Linked DNA regions of Homo sapiens: region 1 is linked to region 2. A link is a loop called in an ENCODE intact Hi-C map of the cell type or tissue named here. Cell type or tissue: PC-3. All regions are shown on one strand. Each heading gives the region's core, and the rest is flanking DNA. Links, peaks and the distances in the headings are about the cores only.

What was found. A loop is a pair of places that touch in the nucleus more often than their neighbours do. Peaks named below come from ENCODE experiments on the same cell type or tissue, not always from the same donor. Only the 100,000 strongest peaks of a DNase experiment are listed, where the experiment ranks them.
Region 1: it touches region 2 in a loop (10-fold over the local background); 18 of 110 quality-filtered maps call a loop at or near these places.

What each region holds. Positions count from the first base shown.
Region 1 is chr20:8,936,869-8,939,791 of GRCh38, reverse strand. No RefSeq gene overlaps it. Among named protein-coding and RNA genes, the nearest start is that of RNU105B, 110 kb to the right of the region's middle. RefSeq lists enhancers at 2,100-2,602, 2,603-2,923. In PC-3, for the core only: no CTCF peak of the experiment used is centred there; no DNase peak of the experiment used is centred there; H3K27ac peaks cover 1,144 bases.
Region 2 is chr20:8,858,618-8,861,540 of GRCh38, reverse strand. All of the region lies in intron 31 of PLCB1 (phospholipase C beta 1), which reads right to left. Among named protein-coding and RNA genes, the nearest start is that of RNU105B, 29 kb to the right of the region's middle. RefSeq lists a silencer at 2,745-2,923. In PC-3, for the core only: no CTCF peak of the experiment used is centred there; DNase peaks (open chromatin) are centred at 220 and 1,250; H3K4me3 peaks cover 767 bases; H3K27ac peaks cover 2,195 bases.

The DNA.
Region 1 (2,923 bases), core at 177-2,676, 78 kb before region 2:
CCCCAAAAGGCCAGTTTTAGCCAGCATGATAAGGAAGTCCCCTCGACTTTAACTCTTTCAAAAAGAGTAATGTGAAGTAACCTGATGCTAACTAATCTGCTTTTTGTTCCCTGTTTCTGCTTTCTTCAGCCCCTTTTTGCCTATAAAGCCAACTCCTGCTCAGGTCATCAGAGAGCCTTTTCTAACTCTTTAGATGAGATGCCCCCCAAGGCATGAAAAAGCCAATTAGATCTTTAAGTTTGTTGAAATTTGGCTTTTGCCAAGAGCACAGGCCACACCTGAATCTTAGCCACCACTTTAAAACATGTATGTTTCCTTATAATCAAAAATTGAAAGACGTGGGGGAAAAGGGGGAAACAGAATCCAATCATAAATACATCTTTCCAAATCTCACATTTGTAAAACTCTTTTAACCTGATTTACCCTGATATGGTTTGGATCTGTGTCTTTGACCAAATCTCATGTCGAACCGTAATCCCCAATACTGGTGATGGGGCTTTGTGGGAGGTAATGGGATCATGGAGGTAATCTTCATGAACCTTCATGAATGGTTTAGCACCATCCTCCTGGTGCTGCTCTCATGACAGTGAGTGACTGCTCAAGAGATCTGGTTGTTTAGAGGTGTGTAGCACCTTCCCCCACACCCCTTCCTCCTGCTCCAGCCATGTGAAGTACTGGCTCCCCCTTCGTCTTCCACCATGATTGTAAGTTCTCCGAGGCCTCCCCAGAAACTGAGCAGATACTGCCATGCTTCCTGTACAGCCTGTGGGACCATGAGCCAGTTAAGCCTCTTTTCTTTTAAATTACCCAGACTCAGGTATTTTTTTATAGCAGTGTTAGAGCTGACTAATACAGACTCTAATTGGCAATGTATGACAAAATGCAAAAATAAATTTTTTCAAAAGTATATGAGGTAGTGATTCATTACCTGGGATCATTAAACTTTGAGGTATCTCTCCAGGGGTCCTTAAGATTTTTTATTGGCTTTTAAGTAAACATTTTATTTAAGTATAACATATTTAGAAAAGTGCAGTAGGAGGTAGTGTACAGCTTAATAAATTTTTTACAGGCTGAACACACTTGGGGAACTAGAGACCAAGTCTGAAATCAGAACATGACGAGTTCTCCACAAGTTCCCTTATACCTTCCTCTAGTAAGTACTCCACCTAATCATCATTCTGGCTTCTAACACAATAGATTAATTTGGTCTGCTTTTGAGCTTTATATAATGAGACTCACACATTGTATACTCTCTTGTCTGCCTTCTTGTGCCCCATATTGTGTTTGTGAAATTCATACATGTGGTCAGGTATAATTGAAGATTGTTCATTCTCATTGCAGTATAGTATTCCCTTGTGCCAGTATACTGCGATTTAGTTAGCCATTCTTCTACTGGTGTTCTCAATAGATTTATAATATTTCATACAGCTTAATGGAAAATGTGAAGCTCTAATTGGAATCAATTCTGTTGAAAACCTTGAGTATCGAATGTGGTAACTTTGGTTTGGAATAAGCAGTCACTATGATCTTATTGTTGGACACTCACTATGGAGAACCTCTGATTGGCAACCCCAGTCTTTGATGATATTTTTTTTAATGGCCTCAAAATGCAGAGTTGGCACTGAAGTCCTTTTGGCCTCAGTGTCTGTAAGGATTCAGCTCTTAAAATGTCAGTGGTTCCCTCTGAGGGTAAGTTTATGGCAAGGAAAACACTGAGCTGAAGAAAACATTGGGCTTAGAGGTTTAGTGGAATGATCAAATCAAATTTCTGAATTACAGTCTGCAGTTTTTGTGGGCTTGTGAAGGATAAGCACATGCTAGCTTCAGAAGACATGCCACGAGGCAGCTCTCTTTATGTGAAAATATCAGGTGACACTACTCTTATTAGGAAACAGAACCCATGCAATTCACACCCGCTTAAAATAAAAAGCAAGTTATTAACACTTCCCAACAGCCATGATGACTGCAGTAAACAAAGGCAGTCTCCTGGCATCAATAAGAAATTGTGGCAGGAGCAGGCTGTGACATTGGGCTACAACTTAGACCCCATCTGAGTAGTTTACCTCCCTTTTGTTGAAAAACTGGGATCTTTGTGTTAAACCTGAAGATTCTCTCCACGTGATTCTTTACCTAGAGTCCTTAATACACACCTTTATGCCGCGCTATATCAGGAAGAATTCTATCCCAGTGACCTCTAATTAACCAGACATCAACTCTGTACATTGTCCCAGGACGAGTCAATTCTTTCAGGAGTTAGTTTCTTAAAACCTAGACCTTATTTTTTGCTTGGGTAATTTTGTGATTCGTGGAGGCAATTTTGTATTAATCAGGGTAACATAACTGCTGTTACAGAAAAGCCTCTATGCCTCGCTCGTTACTACCACTCCCTTCCCTGCGCCCATTCCCTGCTGGGCCAGAGAGGCCACGCCACTGCCTGGTAAAAAGAGTTGGGAGAAGAAAAGCCGAGAAGCGGGTCCTAAGGACGAGCTCGCAGTGCTCCTGAGGAAAGCGGCGCCAAGATGGCTGCCTCAAGGGGGAGATGGAGGCCGAGTCACTCCGCTCGCCCCTGGAGGCCGGATGCTGTTTTCTAATGTGATCGTCCTGCCCTCGGCCCTGACTGTCATGGTGGCTGTCACCACTTCCGGCCTGCTGCCTACACAGATTGCGCTGTCTGAGGGAGAGGGATCCTGGCAGTCCCAGGACCTGCCTTCTTGGAAACAGCAGGGTTGGAGCACAGGAGCACCTTGTAGATGGGCTTGTGAGGGAGCAGATTCCACTGCAGAAACCCCTGTAGAGGAGCAGGACGCAGGGGACATGCTGTGGCCCAGACAGTGGTGGTGGAGCAGATGGAGCCTGCATCTGCCCAATTTGGCCAAAAAGTCCCCATACTCTCTGTGAAAAAGATTTCCAGAAGCTGTGTCAA
Region 2 (2,923 bases), core at 153-2,652:
CCAAGATGGTCTCAATCTCTTGACCTCGTGATCCACCTGCCTTGGCCTTCCAAAGTGCTGGGATTACAGGCGTGAGCCTCTCAAAGTGCTGGGATTACAGGCATGAGCCATGATGCCTGGGCTAGCCTGCCTTTTAACCAAATGTTTTATCTCAAAGAAAATGACTGAACTCACCAACTAATGACTTATCCTTTGTTCTGTCCCAAACAAACATAATAAGTGTATGATTCTTTACTAACATTTCCTGTGCCTTGATCACATATCATTAATACAAACACACAAGTTAAACTTGTTTGCTTTATACAAGTATGTTTGCATTTCCTACTTGGGATACAAATACAACCAACATTTTTTAAGTAGAAACGCCACTTATCAAGACATATAACCTGATTAAAAACATAGCCTTTTAGATTAAAATATAATCAGAAAGAAAACTGGTGATTTGGTTTTCCCTCACCTTTGCTCACCCATTAATTTCTATTCACCTTCTTCTTCCACTACCCTAAAATATGTATATTTATTTAATAAATCAGTAACCAACTTCTTTGGAAAATGTCCAACAGAATAAAATTGCAATATTTGTCTGTCAAATCAAACATGGACATGATGATGGTATTGATACCTCTAAGAAAGTTGTGTCCACCATGATGTCACAACACTGAGTTGAAAGTCAAAAAACTGATTGAAATTACTTAGTTTCAAATCAAAACTAGTTTGAAAACTAATTAATGATTGTTCTGTCAGTATATGAACTCTTCCCTGTGAGTCTTCTTTAGACATCAGGGAGCTCATAATTCAAGAAACACATGAGAATGCACTGACATTATACTAATTTCTCAAAGAGGAATAGATCTGAAGATGTCTCTCCTGATTCAGCCAGCCTGAGTCCCTGTGGAGATGAATGGATTACTTTAATTAATCAGTGAAATAACTAATGAATATTTATTGGGGACCTACTAATGTAAACAAATGGCTCTGTGGTATTTGGTTTGGGGAGTCTTGAACAGTATAAAACTGTTACCTCTTAAAGGTTAGAAACTGAAAATAAAATTAGTGAGCCAAGGCAAAGTTAAATAATAACACGAGCTAGTCATATAAGGTGAAATGCCAAATCAGTGATATGCACAGTGTTTTGAATTCAGGAACTGTGAATCACTGTGGTAGGACTTGTCTCTGAGTTAATCTATAAAACCAAAGCTTCAAGTTACACCATATGGAAATGAACTTATTGCCAGTGTCTTAAGCACAAAGCTTTTCTTCAGTAGGCCCTTGGGAGCTATTCTGTAATAGTTATCAAATAACAATGACTACTACTATAAATATTTATTGAGCATTTACTATATCCTGGCACTAGGTTAAATGATTAGCAGGGATTATCTGCAAGGATTACCTCTGTGAATTCTCCCATTATTCGCTGGAGTAAATATTATGAGCATTTTATGGTTAAGCAACACAGCTGGTAAATGATGAAGTCAGAATTCAAACTCAGTTATTCTGACTCCACAGTCTCCAATTACTTATAATAATCTCTTCTCCTATCAGGCTTTAACAAAAAGCCCACATATTTATATTCTCTCAATGACTCCCTAGAATGGAAAGTTAGTGGAAGCTTTTATATACAATAAAGAAAGAATAAAGGCAAGATTAATATGTATTATCATGGTAGGTAGAGTGGAGAAAAGTATATTATGTCTTTTTTTTTTCTTCCCTCTCCTACTCCCACTGTATTTTCCAGGTTTCACCACATTCTAGAAAACATTTATTCAGTTGAATAACCCATCACCTTTGAAGACATTTAACTTGCTCCAATAGACCCCAAGCTAGAGTCTACCCTGTGGAAAAGACTTCAACAAGAAATACCTGAGCAACATTTCAGAATTAGAAGGAGATCCTTAAAACATCCAGAAAGATTGAAAAAATAGCCAGCTTTCTTGAATTACTAGAAGACTGAAGTTAAAAAAAAAACCAAAAGGTTTTCAAAAGCTAACCATGATGCCATCTCTAGAAGGAAAAGTTATTCAATTCAGCTGTGCGGGAGAGCAGAACTTTAGAAAGCCTTGCTACTCAAAGTGTGGTCCTAGGACCAGTAGTATCACTTCAGGCCCACTCCAGATCTACTGAATGAGAATTTGCATATTAACAAGATCCACAGGTAATCCACATACACATCACATTTTTGGAAACATGAGTTTAAAGGTAATTGTTATGATTTTCTTAATGTGGATTTGAAGCTGAAAGTGTTTAGACTGAACTATTTGGAACAATGTTCTATTTGTGAGCAGATGTTATTTATAAATATTCTGGATTCGGTGCTTCTTTATTAATTAAAGTTCTTGAGCCAATCAAGAACAAGCTAACTCTTCCTAAGTGCTGGCCTTAGAAGTAGATGAACCAATTAAGAATCAGTCCCTACTTCCAAAGCGGAAACCTTGAGGAAGAGGGACCAGCAAAGAGGTAGCAGGCCACCAACCTCAGGGCTTCTGAGTTGGAAGTGTGTTGCCCAGTTTCCTTGCCCAGGTGGCAATCTGAGAGATTATCTTATCCCTCCAAACAAGAGGTATGTCAGGAGGCTAAAGAGGAACTATCTGTCCCACTTCCACTACTCTAATTTTTTTTTTTTTTTTTTTTGCACACTCAAATTGCCAGAGTTTGAGAACACTACCCTAAGAACAAGAGTTGGGAAAAAGGGAATGGCCTTCTTTGTCTACTGAACCCCTTTTTAAAACAAGATCCTATTTTAAGAGCCTAGCATTAGGGTATGTTCAGTTCATCTGGTCACCTCTAAGTAAGTGAGCAAGGAAGACTTGTGAGCTGTTTACACTGTTGAAATATTCCTATGACCCTATCTCCCTTTAGGACTCGAAGCTATGAAAACAAGCCATGTGAAGGTCAGTGCTGTAGTCCATTGAACCCATCAGTGGAA